Regions from separate parts of the Mus musculus genome. Here region 1 is linked to region 2. A link is a loop called in an ENCODE intact Hi-C map of the cell type or tissue named here. Cell type or tissue: heart. All regions are shown on one strand. Each heading gives the region's core, and the rest is flanking DNA. Links, peaks and the distances in the headings are about the cores only.

What was found. Peaks named below come from ENCODE experiments on the same cell type or tissue, not always from the same donor. Only the 100,000 strongest peaks of a DNase experiment are listed, where the experiment ranks them.
Region 1: it touches region 2 in a loop (4-fold over the local background); 8 of 42 quality-filtered maps call a loop at or near these places.

What each region holds. Positions count from the first base shown.
Region 1 is chr8:84,008,663-84,015,445 of GRCm38, reverse strand. Misp3 (MISP family member 3) reads left to right here and starts at 3,726. Exons shown (of 3, transcript NM_001291292.1): 1 at 3,726-4,305; 2 at 4,674-4,735; 3 at 4,954-5,218. The coding sequence starts at 3,762. The coding sequence ends at 4,968. It overlaps Mir1199 (microRNA 1199), which reads left to right and starts at 3,813; the gene lies at 3,813-3,931. In heart, for the core only: a CTCF peak has its summit at 3,071; DNase peaks (open chromatin) are centred at 2,755, 3,243 and 3,965; H3K4me3 peaks cover 1,737 bases; H3K27ac peaks cover 1,571 bases; H3K27me3 peaks cover 2,213 bases.
Region 2 is chr8:84,063,886-84,070,668 of GRCm38, reverse strand. Rfx1 (regulatory factor X, 1 (influences HLA class II expression)) reads right to left here and starts at 3,833. Exons shown (of 21, transcript NM_009055.4): 1 at 3,621-3,833. In heart, for the core only: no CTCF peak of the experiment used is centred there; DNase peaks (open chromatin) are centred at 3,318 and 3,968; H3K4me3 peaks cover 2,275 bases; H3K27ac peaks cover 2,044 bases.

The DNA.
Region 1 (6,783 bases), core at 1,617-4,116, 54 kb after region 2:
GATGACCTTGGTAGAAGCCATCAGTGAATGAACCAGAGTGTGAGAAGGGAACAGTGCCCAAGTCAGATGAAGCCAGATGGGAAAGGGCAGGGAGGACCAAGTCTGCCCGAGGGAGGGAGGGAGGGAGGGAGGGAGGGAGGGAGGGAGAGAGGGAGAGTCATAGGTACTGATGGAGCAGGGTCATTTGCTTGGGCATCAAGGGCCTGGACTGAGAGACCACAGCCATGAGGTGAAGTGATAAAGTACACCATGCCTCATAGACACAAAGTATTTGTTAAAGCAGCTTCCCAGGCTGGCCTCAAACTTACTGCATAGTCAAAGATAAGTTTCTGGCTCTCCTGCTTCTACCCCAAGTGTTGGGATCACAGGCATGGATGCACCACCATAGCAGTGCTGGGACAGACCCCTGGGCTTTGCGCATGCTAGAGAAGCCCTCTGCTGAGTCACGTCCTCAGTGCGTGTGCGTGTGCGTGTGTGTGTGTGCTCGCACGTGTGTGTGTTTGCCGCTCCCAAACACCCCTTCCTCAGAACCCCTCTCCAAGGGGGTTCCTCTCCAAGGCTGGTCCTTAGCATGTATGTGTATGTGTGTGTGTGTGTATGTATGTGTATAAGTGTGTATGTATGTGTATGAGTGTGTATGTATGTGTATGAGTGTGTATGAGTGTGTGTATGTATGTGTATGAGTGTGTATGTATGTGTATGTGTGTGTATGTGTGTATGTGTGTATGTATGTGTACATGTGTATGTATGTGTATGAGTGTGTATGTATATGAGTGTGTGTGTGTATGTGTATGTGTGTGTATGTATGTGTATGTGTGTATGTATGTGTATGTGTATGAGTGTGTATGTGTATGTGTGTGTATGTATGTGTACGTGTGTATGTGTGCATGTATGTGTACATGTGTATGTATGTGTATGTGTGTGTATGTATGTGTATGAGTATGTATGTATGTGTATGTGTATATATGTGTATAAGTGTGTTTGTATTTGTGTATGTATGTGTGTGTATTATGTGTATGTGTGTATGTATGTATGTGTGTATGAGTGTATATGTATGTGTATGAGTGTGTATGTATGTGTATGAGTGTGTATGTATGTGTATATATGTGTATAAGTGTTTATGTATGTGTATGTATGTGTACGTGTGCATGTATGTGTATAAGTGTGTATGTATGTATGTGTGTAAAAGTGTGTATGTATATGTATGAGTGTGTATGTATGTGTATGAGTGTTTATGTATGTGTATGTGTGTGTGTCCCTGACTAGGTAAAGACAAAGGTCAATGTCAAGAGTCTTCCTTTATCACTTTCCACCTCAGGTCTTTTGTTTATTTTTTGGTTTTATGGGGTTTCTCTGTGTAGCCCTGGCTGTCCTGGAATCCACTCTGTAGATCAGGCTGGCCTCAAACTCAGAGATCGGGCTGGAGAGATGGCTCAGCCGTTAAGAGCACTGATTGCTTTTCTGAAGGTCCTGAGTTCAAATCCCGACAACCACATGGTGGCTCACAACCATCCATAATGAGATCTGACGCCCTCTTCTGGTCTGTCTGAAGACAGTTACAGTGTACTTACATATAATAAATAAATAAATAAATCTTAAAAAAAAAAAAAACCCAAAACTCAGAGATCCACTGGCTTCTGCCTCCCAAGTGCTGAGATTAAAGGTATATGTCACCACTGCCCGGCTTCCACCTTAGTTTTTGAGACTTGGCTGAGCCTGGAGCTCATCTATGAGGCCAGACCAGGTGCCAGGGGGTTCCATGGATCCTCCTGTCCTCCTGTCTGTCCCCAGTCCTGTACATGGGCACTTTAAAACCAAGCCATCATCCCAGGCCTTAAACTTACTCTTGTTTAAAGATTTATTTGTTTTTATTTTATGTGTATCAGCCATGTGCCTGCACATGTATCTGTGCACCATGTTGGGACAGTGCCTGGGTTTGGGAGGAGGTCAGGTCCCATAAGGTTAGAGTTACAGATAGTGTGAACCATCCTGGTCATCTGGAAGAGCAGCCCGTGCTCTTAACTGATGAGCCATCTTTCCAACCCAAGAGGAGGCACCGTTTGAGGCTGGTTGTAAGAGAGGACAGACTGAAAAGGGTGACCAAGTAGTTGGGATTGTGTAGCCCTCTATTTCCATTTACTTTTTTGGTGAAGCAAGATCTGGAAATGCAGGTGTCCTGGAACTCATTACGGAGAATAGGGGCTGGCCTGAGACACCTCTACCTCTGCCTCCTGAGTGCTGGGATTAAAGGAGTGTGCCACCACTCTCTTAATCCCATTTAATCTTTCCATTTTCTTTAGGCAATTCTTTCTTCTAGGTTACTATAGAACACAGGGTGGGCCGGTTTTTGTGAAAGCCGGGTTCCACAAGGGCGAGTGGAAATGTCTCTACGAGTGGTTAGCCCTCACTCTGGGTCATCGACCCTGTCCCGAAACACAGATCGGGCACCAGACAAAGGTCGCTACTGCCTCCCGCTAACCCGGTGGCTCCTCTGCCCCATCTTGGGCCTCCTGGGCAAACTGGTCCAAGCTGACCGCCTTCCAGCCACAATTGCTCGGCTGAGGCCCGGAAGTCCTGTAATGTCTGTGCCCTCAAACACCGCTCATTCTAGCTGGACACTTGGCTGCCAATGCCTTGCGGGCTTTTCTGGAAGGTGGGGGTGGGGAATCTGCCCCAGGGTTTTGAGTGGCGGCAGCGCCGCTGCAAACCAGACAGAGCTGAGCAGCCCCGGGTAGCAGCAGCACCCAGTGCGGCGGCCCCGGGCGACCCTCGGGCTGGACTCGAGCTGTGTTGCCTCAGCGATCAGTGTGCAGAGAAGGCCCGGAGATCACGGGATAGGGGGCGGGGGGAAGGAGAGTGGTGTCGCTGGCCGCAGGCTGGCACTTGCTGACCTAGACTAGTGAGGTCAGCGAAAGACGACCGGGGAAACACTCTGTAAGGAGGCCGTGGTTCAGCGATCAGCGCGGCGCTCCGCTAGAGGTCAGGTCTCCGGAAAGTGATGAAAAAAAAAAAAAAAAAAAAAAAAGACCCCAGAATGCCAGCGTGGTACCAGAGGGAAAGGGCGACACATACCCCCTGGGTAGTGAGTTCAGGGAAGCCCTTTCCGAAGAAGCCACCCCTTCAGTCAACCCGTGTGTTCAGGTGGCGGGAATCCGGAGAGCAGTGGAGGCGCCCTGGCCCATAGGGCGGGTCCAGGGCCACTCGAATCCAGCTGGCAGGTGACGGGGGCGGTGCCCAGTCCTGCCCCCAGGGGATGTTCCTGGAGGCCAGAGGCGGGTCAAAGAAGAGTGCTGGCGACGCCTATGAACCTCGGGCGGCGGCTGTAACTACAGGTACTGCACAGGGCACCGTGTCCTACCTATTTGGGCATCTCAATTCGGCTCTGAGAACTAAAATTTTCAAAGGGCGCCTAACTCCAAACATCCATGTCCTCGGGTGTCCGAGAGTGGAGTCCTGGGGTCGCCTGAAGGCTACGTGTTCCGGGAGCCGCAGAGCCAGGGCACCGAGGGCTGCTGGGGGAGGCAGTGAGGTCCTGGAAACCTCTGGAGAGGAGCACTTGCAGACTCTGGAGCCAGAGAGCCAGGTCCCGCAGGTGCCAGTTGAGCACCGGACCGAGCGCCCGGGCGGTCCACAGCTGGGCCGCCTGGCACTAGTATAACGGAGGTACTGGGGCAGTTGTGCCCCTGTCTCGGCTCAGAGGCCTCCAGGTGTGTTTTCTACCGAAGCCCGCGGCATCCAAACCGGCGCCGGCGGAATTGCAGATGGAGACGCCCATCCAGCGCGAAATCCGCCGCAGCTGCGAGCGGGAGGAAAGCCTGCGCCGGAGCCGGGGTCTGAGTCCCGGTCGCGCGGGCGAGGAACTCATTGAGTTGCGCGTGCGGCCGGTGCTCAGTCGGCCCGGCTCCGGTACTCCGCTGCCGCGCGCCCTGGAGCGCGCTCGGGCGGGCGCGAAGATGCAACGGGACATCGAACGCGAGGCTCACAGGCAGGCGGCGCTGGCGAGCCCCGCGGTTCCGGAGCCTAGCGCCCGGCGGCGGCCGCAGCCGCTGGACGAACTCAAGCGCTTCTTTGAGGCTGCGGCGGAGGACGGCGCTGGCTTGCAGAGGCAGCCAGAGACCGGAGGCCGGCTGCACCCCGCCGTTCAGGACGGCTGTCCGGTACTGGGGCAGTTGCCACCGCTCGTTGCCCCGTCACTGCTGGAGCAGGAGGTGCGACGAGTGCGCGAGCGCGAGCGGGAGCTGCAGTTGCAGCGGCGCAGCATCTACGGCGACGCCGAGGTCCAGGAGCCAGCGCCGAGCCTCACCCGTAAGCGGTCCCCCTGGGCCCTAGAGCTCCAGCTGTCTCCACCTCCAGTGATCATTCATCTGTAGGCTTGCAGACCCTTAACTATTCTCCTGGGGGTTCACCTTCTTTTCTTCACTCCCACTCCTGGAGTGAGGATCCCCACATCCATCAGACCTTGGAACCTTGACTTCTGGCGTTCTCGGGTCCTCTGTAGTACTCGGGTGCCTCTCTACATTGAGTTTGCCTCATTCCTGTTCCTGGGTCCTCAGAACTGGGTGGAGGCCTTCATGGGGAAGAGGGGTGCACACCTGTATGTATATAAGGGGTGCGGCCATCCTCCAGCTGGCAAGAGGAGGGGCAGTCGCGGCTGAGTGTTCCTTCCCCCACAGCGAGCAGGGGAGATGGAAAATTGTCGGTGATCTGGCCTCCGCGGAGACGGGCCTCTGAGAAGGTGGGAGACTCCCTTTCCGATGCTTGTCGGTCTCCCAGCCCTCCCTGCAGCACCTGGGCACTGGGGTGGAGGGAGAAGGTGCCTCTTGGTCCCCTGGAGCGCCACTCTAACCCAAACTCAAAAGTCCTAGACGCGATCCAGAGAGTGAAGAGGAGGTGGAGGCCTAGAGGCCAAACTTCTCCCTGAGGGTGTTCTTTCTCTTCCCCTTTTCCTTCTAGGAGCGCAGACCCTGAGGTCTATGAAGGTTGGGACCTGCGGACAGAAGTAACATACCCTTTGGAGAACCAGGGTAGGGTTACTCTCCAGATCAGCAGAAGGCCTAGAGAGGGAAGGGCTAGCTTTCTTTAATGGCAACTTGAAATCCAGCCCATCTTTGATACTGACTATGGAATTAACCACCTTTCTCCATAAAATTCTCTAGTCTTCCTTGGAAACCCTGCAAAACCTATGAGTGAAACATAAAATAAACTCCTCCTCCCTTTACCTGGGCTTCAGTGCAAGCTATTTTCTACTGGGTCCTCCTTAGTCTGGGTGGGCGGAGGCTGGCAGGTGAAGAACGTTTGGAAAAGCCACCCAAGGATCCCGCCGGAATGTTGGAATTCAAAACGCGCTCTGGTCTCCTTGTTCTGGACTGACTGCGGACCCGGGCTTGGAGGCCAGGGCCCTACTGCCCCCTGGTGGTGAGAACGCAAAATGTTGCTCACCGGCCCACAGACTCCACTCTGGTATCCAGATGTCAGTTTTTATAGGCACCAAAACCATTCTGTGTTCAGGGAGCTGCTAGACCGAGGTGCTATGAAGTTGTATTTCCTGCTCTAGGGATATAAACAATAGTGTAAACATACTAGGGGTGGCTGGAGGGATGGTTTAGGGTAAGGAGTGCTTGCTATTCTTGCAAATGACCCGAGTTCAGTTCCGGGCATCTACATGGGAGGCTCACAACTGCTTATGTCCAGGAGAGCCATTGTCCACTTCTCTCCTCCAGGAAAATCTCAACATACATGGCACCCATTCGCACAAAATGCACACATATTCACATAAATTGAAATAAGGATAATTTTAAAAAAAGAAATACCAATGGTGGTGTTGAAGGATCAAGGACCTGGCAAGTGTTCTGGTGACCATCTTTGCTTGTTTCTTTTAAAACCGTGGCTTAAAAAAAAAAAAAAAAAGATAGAAAAAAGGCCGGGCGTGGTGGCGCACGCCTTTAATCCCAGCACTCGGGAGGCAGAGGCAGGTGGATTTCTGAGTTCGAGGCCAGCCTGGTCTACAAAGTGAGTTCCAGAACAGCCAGGGCTATAAAGAGAAACCCTGTCTCGAAAAACCAAAAAAAAAAAAAAAAAAAGATAAAACCGTGGCTTCGTATATCCCATATTGGCCTGAAATTCCCTTTGTGGTCGAGGGTGACCTAGAAAGTTTTAAAAGATTTATTTTTTGTATTCATGCTGTATGTATAAGTGTTTTGTTGGCTTGTATGTGTGTGTGTGCCTGTGTGTATGTGTGTGTGCCTGTGTGTATATGTGTGTGCCTATGTGTATGTGTGGGCCTGCAGAGGTGAGAAGAGAGTCAGATCCCTTGGAACTAGAGTTCCATGTGAGTGCTGAGAACTGAACCATGATCCTCCTAAAGTACTCTTAGCTGCCAAGCAACCTCTCTTTATTTTTAATTATAGGTGTGTGTTTGTTGGGGTATGTACATGAGAGTGCAGATATACAGATGCCCTCAGAGTCCAGAGAGACTGTTAGATCCCCCTAGAGCTGGAGCTACAGACAGCTGTGAACTACCAGAGATGGTGTTGGGAACTGGACCCAGGTCCTCTGCAATGGCTCTTAACCACTGAGCCATCTCTCCAGCCCCTGGAGCTGTTACTGAAACAGACAGTTCAGGACTGAAGAACTGACTCGGAAGTTAAGAGTGTCTGCCATGCTATGAAGATAGCACACGCTTTAATCCCAGCACTAAGGAGGCAGAGAAACAGGTGGATTTGAGTTCAAGGCCAGCCTGGTCTACTGAGCCGGTTCCAGTACAGCCAGGAAACTGAGAAACTC
Region 2 (6,783 bases), core at 2,748-5,247:
AACTGTCAAAGTCATGCCTAGCTCCCTTTCATACACAGACAGCATGGCTGGAAGTGCAGGGCAGTACAGACCAGCCCGGCCTAGTCAGGTGAGGTTGTATCCTATCACAAGACATAGGCAGCAGGCTGCAGCTGGCAGACATGCCACAGATGTGAGATTCAGGTGTTACAGGAGAGGGAGAGAAAAGGTACCCAGGGCATCTGTAGGACAGTTTTGGTAATGGGTCTGAAGGGAAGTGGGGAGTCCAGTGGACTAGTGCGCCCTGCCCTTGGCCTCTACTGACTCATTTCTCAGTCGTTCTCATGCCTATTCTGGGCTGGCTACTTCTCCTTTAGGCATCCTTGCTTCTCCATCTTCCCATGGCCTCTGTCCTCAGGGATACGTCCAGAGCCTGCAGGATCTCTTGAGCACCTGGACTGTGTCACGTCTCATCAGAGAACATACAACACTCACAATCCTTCTCATGACTGTGGGGCCTTCAGGACTGTCCCTCCAGACCCCATGGGTCTCTGGCTCTCAATGTTTTAGCCACTCTGGCTCTCAGTCTAATAAGACTCTATTCCCTCCTGTCTTGGGGCCTGTGCACCTTCTTTTCCCTACTGCCTAGCATTTTCTTCTAACCCTGTGCCCAGCCTAGCTCCTTAACATTCAGGCCACTTCCCCTGGTCACCATGTGCCCCTCCCCCATGCATTCTGAAGCCACTCTTTAATGTTCTTGCCACTGTGTAGCCCTGCCTTTATTCCTTAACAGTTTCTCTTCCCTGCTGAACTAGAAAGGCAAGCTCCAGAGAGGCACCCTTTATTCCCAGCTCCTAGGATGACGGCTCCTAGGATGAAGGGCATACACTGAAAGTTCACCACCACCCCTTCCTTTTTGGCAGTGGTAGGAATGGCACGCTGGGTCTTACACACACTAGACAAGTGTTCTCCATTGAACCCAAGCCCCCGGGCACTCAGCTCTCTCTGTGCACTGGGCATAGGTATGCAGCTGAATGAAGACAGTACTAGCGACTATGGAAGGAAGCCCAGTGGGAATGCTCTGACGACTGAGACTCCAGAGGAGGCTGCAGCCAGGTGCTGGCTGACCCTGGGGCACTGTCATCCCTGCACAACAGGACCCACACATAAGAGACCCTCTCTAGTTCAGGGCTGTCAAGGAAGAAGGTGAGTCCTGGTTCCAGAATTCCCCTTCCCACCTTCTCCATAGCTCTGCCTCAGACCTACAGAGCTGGCAGCTGAGTCAAGACCTCTTCCCAGACAGCACTTTTCTTTCTGGCTACTCCCAGGAACAAAGGTCACTCAGGGGCAAGCAGATCGGGCAACACTTCTCCACAGAAAGTACAACTCTATGTCTGGCTTGGTGACACAGACCTGTCATCCTAGCTACTTAGGAATCCAAAGAAGCTCACAAGTTTAAGGCCTCCCTGGACAACTTAGCAGGGCCATGTCTCAAAATAAAAAGTAAAGGGGCCACTAAGGTAACTTAGCATGGAAAAGGTACCTGCTACTAAGTAAACACGTTCAGACCCATGGACTGAATGCTGGAAGGACAGAGCCGACCCCCACTAGCTGTCCCCCGCTCCACAAGAATGCTGTGCGACCCACGTGTGCTCATGTAGACACAGACACATGAAATAAGGAAATAAATGTAGATGCTTTACATGTAAAAGGTATACTGAGGGCTGGGTGAATAGCTCAGAGCAGAGCCTGTGCTTAGTCTGGGGGCGTCTTAGGTTCAATTCCCGGAAAACAAGAGAGCTGAACTCCTTACTAGAGCTTCCTCCTGTCAGCTCACAGCAACAGGCGTCTCTCTCTGACAAAATGATAAAACAACACCAACAGCTAATTCCGACGACTGGACAGGAAGTGACCGTCATCTTAACGGCAGCTGACATCACTTGAACACCACTGTGTATTTGATGTTTAGTATGTGACATATTTTGGGAGATACACACAGTAACGTGAAGTTAAAACGATTTGTGTCTCTAGATGAGAGCATATGGACACCCCCCCTCCCCCAGTGACTGGATTCACTCAAGAACACACAGGTAGAATTATAAAAAGCTCAGGCAGTGCCAATCTTCCCCAGCCAAATGACCCTTCTGAGCCCTTCAACTGTGACAATTACTGGAAAGGACGAGGCCAAAGCAGTCACAGAATCAATGCCATCACTTTCTGCTCCAAGGTCGGCCTTCCCTGATAGGAGGTGAAGGCTTTTTTTAAAAAGCAACCTAGCTAACTCCAGCCAGCATCTTCCTCAAAGTTAATCCTCATAGCCTTGAACTTGAAGACCCTTTGACGGGTGTAGGAAAAGTCCCTACAACTGGGAGTCCTTGTTTCCTTGCTTAATTTCCAATGGAAAAGTCGACCCCCTTAAGAGGGCTGCAGTGTATGCCAGTGCCAAGTGCAACGACCTGGCTGCCCATGCAGCCAATAAGAACTGCCATGGCTGATGGAGTTCTGGGACACCCCCTACACACCCCCTACACACACACACACACACACACACACACACACACACACACACAACACACGAAGGTCCTGCACTAACAAATGTCTCTCCTTGCCTCTGATGCTATACCGGCTCCTGGCGCGTGGGACCTGTACCACCTTATGACATGTGACCCTCTTGATACTGGCCTGACTGACTGACTGGCCAAGAGATGTGGCTTGAGGAATCTAAGACAGCTCCACTGGCTTGCTGTTTCCACAGGTGACCACCTTAATAGCTACGGAGAAACCCCCAATCACCAGAAACAAGTGCCCGATACCGGCACCAACCTAGGGATGAGACAGCACACCAGAGAACAATTTGGGATCCTCTACATCTCTGGCCAAAGATCACATCTCTCCAGGAGGAGATTCAACTTCTGACAACTAAATCCCCCAAATTAAAGCCAATCTTATTGAAACTTGGCCATCTCTTCACATCCTCTGGGGTTTAAGAGTGAGGGTCACTTTGCAATCAACACAAACAAGTTATCAAGTCTCATTGATAAACAGTAGACCGGTGTGGTGTAAGATTCAAGGGTGAACCCTAGGGAAATTCTTTGGAGGAATTTTAGAGTTAACTATACAGAAGGAGATGGCCACAATTCTTCCCATTTTATAGAAAGAAAAACAAAGGTCCGAGATGGAATAGTTGCACATCCGGGTTCTAATTCTCAGGCAGGTATGCACCCCAAGCTGCTGCTCCTCATCCGGAACACCCGGACAGTCCCAGTGTCGGCGGCCGCACCCGACTCTGAGGGCGGAGAAACGCCAGGCCCCGCCCACCTCCCAGTCTCGCCCCGCCTCCGCGCGCTGTCATTGGTCCAGCCTCCGCAGACCCGCCTCCCCGCACCTCCCGACACATAAAAGCGCCCCCCGCCCCAGCCGCCCGACCTCCACTCGCCCGCGGCCTGCGAGCACCCGCCCCTCGCGGGGGCCGGGCTGCGGGTCCGGGGGCGGGTGGTGTCGCCCCGGCCGAACCCCGGCCCCCTCCCCCACAGTCCCGACACTCGCCGCCGCCATTTTGACCGCCCGCCCCTTCCCTCAGGACTGTACTCAAGCGACAGGCGCTGCGCGGGCCCGGCCGCCCGCCCCGGCGCGCCCAGCTTGCCGGGCGCTGCCCCGGTTACCTCGGCTTCTCCGCACTTGTGTCCGCGGAAGGCTTTGAGGAGGTGCGTGGGCGCTGTGCAGAGGGGACCGAGCGCGCCGGGGTCCCCAGGCCGGGCCGGGGGCGTGGGGGTGGGGGGCGGCCGCAGTTGTTGTTGTTGACTGGCGTTGCTGGGTTGCTTGGTCGCCACGACTACCGTGGCTATGGCGCCTCCGTTTCCCTCACCGGGGCAACTGTTGCTACCCACCCTACTACGTCACACGCCAGGGCGGACCTCCAGGGCAGCGATTGGACGGCGCTGGGCGCTTCCAGCATGCTATTGGCTACCATCCACGCTTTTCAGTACCCTCTCGACTTCACCGAGCTCCGATTCCTCAGTTCGGACGTCCGTCAGAGAAAGCTAAACCCTAAAAGGCAAGCGAAGCCCGTCACTCGCGCGAGGAAGCAGCCCTGAGAATTACAAGGGGGTGGGATGCCGCTCCAAAGTCGGCTCTCTGGTTGGACTAACGAGAGATCAATCTCGTCCAAAAGTTTGTCGCGCTCTCTTGCACAGGTCCACGGGGCGTCGGGAGTTGTAGTTCGGTCCTACGTACCGATGAAAACCTCAAGACTTCCTCCTTGCTGGGCCACTCTCTTGCCTCTGGCGCTCATGTCCCCCAAGGAACGCAGCGACTCTGTGCTGCCCTTCTGTGACGTCAGCGGCGGAGGCCGAACTCGGAATTCGTTGACTTCACAGGCGCGTTCTCTTGGTCCAAGAGGGTTGAGAGAAATCGGCTGGTACGATTCTAGTCGGAGCCCCGGAAAGGTCACAGCCTGGCCGCGCCGCTATCTCGGCCACTCAGGCAGTGAAAAGGTCTCTGGCCAGCAGACATTTAATGAGAAGACGATAAGCAAAGGTCAGCGGCGTTTATCCCCAGTGCTCCCCGCCGCTCCGGGCCTCAGTTTCCCCAAGAGATAGGTCAGTTGCAGCCGGAGAAGGTGAAACAGAAATAGCTCCGAAGGGAGTGAGTGCTTCGAGCTCAGAAATTAATCATCAAGATAATATTCTAAAGCAGTTTTTTAAAATATCAATTAATGGGAAAAAGAAGACGCACGGAGAACCAAATGTCAAACAAATGCAGTCATTCTGCTGGCACCTAGGTTAGGGGAAAGTGGCTCTGTGTTCAAATATTTTTGTTTATTGAGTCAGGATTCTTTTCTAAATGAGATTCTAACTGCTTTTTCCACTAGGGAATATAAATAACTGTGAGAGAGATGATGAATATGTTAATTAGTTCCTTTATAGTAACCACTTTCGCTTTACCAATTGATTAATAGCCTATTGTCTACTTAAAAAATGTACAAAAATGTCCAAGATGGGTAGAGTGGCCATGTAGACACAGCTGCTTTGCAGGCTGAGGCAGATAGATTGCTTAGAACTGAGCTATAGAGCAAGTCCCAGCTCAAAACGATGTTTTTTGTTTTTTGGGTTTTTTTTTTTTTTGGTTTTGTTTTTTGGGTTTTTTTGAGACAAAGTTTTAGAGGCAGGGCTGGCTCCAAACCACCTCTGAAGTTGATGGTGACCACCTCCTAGCACTAGAGATTACAGGGGTGTACCACCACACCTTAAGTTTTGCCACCCCAAAACCTATAGAGTTGGGGATGGAGAAAGGCTCAAAGCTTGGAGCCTTCATTCCAGCTCTGCTGTGTTATATGGACAAAGTGACTCCACCTTTCTGAGCCCAATCCCCATACTTCTCATATGCAAAGTCCAGAATTATACATGTAGAAACAGACAAGTGTCTACCTTTGTCTTACCTATAATGTCAGAACCTCAATAAACAGAGTCATGCTTTAGACAGGCCCTGTAGTTGCTCTAACTGGAAAAGAGAGAAGGGAGAAAGAGGCTTCTGTGACCATTATTTTCTGAGGAGAGCCCCTCAAAATGTGGGGCGTGGGGCATGCACCACAAAACCTAGTAGAAGGAAGGCCTGGACCACTCTGCAGTCCAAGGCAGGAAGATGGAACATTTGAGGCCAGCCTATGTGAGAGCTGTTGTTAACATAAAAGTAAGAGGAAGGGGTCGAGAATAATCTCAAATAGTTAAGATCACTAGTTTCCAGAATCTACAAGGCAATTTGGGCTCACAACCACCTGTAACTCCAGTTTCAGGGAATCTGACACCCTCTTCTGGCTTCTGAGGACACCAGACACAGACATGTTGCACAGATATACATGCAGGCAAAATACCAGTACACGTAAAAAAAAATGTAATTGTTCTTAACATGCTTTTAAAAGTTTAAAAAAAAAGTGAGAACATATGTAGCTCACCAACAGAACACCTGCCTGAAGTCTACCATACAGGCTCTATCTGTGGCCCAGCTGTAGGATAGTCTCAGAATACCCCACTGAGGGGTTGGACATGTAGAAGGCATAATTGAGACCAGAAGTTCCATCTCCATACCACAAAACAAGATGAGACAGGGAATTGCAAAAATAAAAGAGGATGCCCACATCTGGTGGATGCACCTGGTTACCGGGCAATTCTACAGAGATGCAACATCCCAAGCAACTAAAGCATTCTCCCTGGTGACAGGTGAACACATACATGGTGGCTCCAAGGAATAGGGTTGCCCCACCTGCACCTGGAGATGCAGCACCCAGCTGTGTCCCTGGTCAGGCTTCCCATGTCACAAGTGTGAGCTTCAGCAGAAGGAAACACAGCTGTTCCCAGTCCCAAGAACCCACAAGCACTGAAAGACATCCAGGCCAGAGGGCACAGAAGCACACCTCAGCTGGCAGGGGAGCTTCACTCGTACCCCACTGCCACTTCTGTGAAGACTTGAGTTTCCAGATTACAGGAAGAATGCTTGTGCGAAGGGACCTAGAAGACTTGGTTGTACTTCCCATCATTCCCCAGCTCCCAGAAGACCCTGAACTCTGAAACAGGCAGAATCGAGGCCAGAAAGAATTTCTTCAACTGAAAAAGGAAGTTCATAGTGGTTTTCTGGTGACACACCCGGCCAGAACATGGGCCTGGTTCGAGCCTCTCGCCCACACAGCTGGTGCACCAGTTCACAGGAAGTGGAGGGGGTGGGGACACAAATTAGAGAGTGACAAGAAGGCATTGGTCTGGAGCTTGACTCGGTGGTAGAGAGCTTGCCTGGCATGCTCAAGGCCTGGATTTATCTCCAACATGAAAAAAA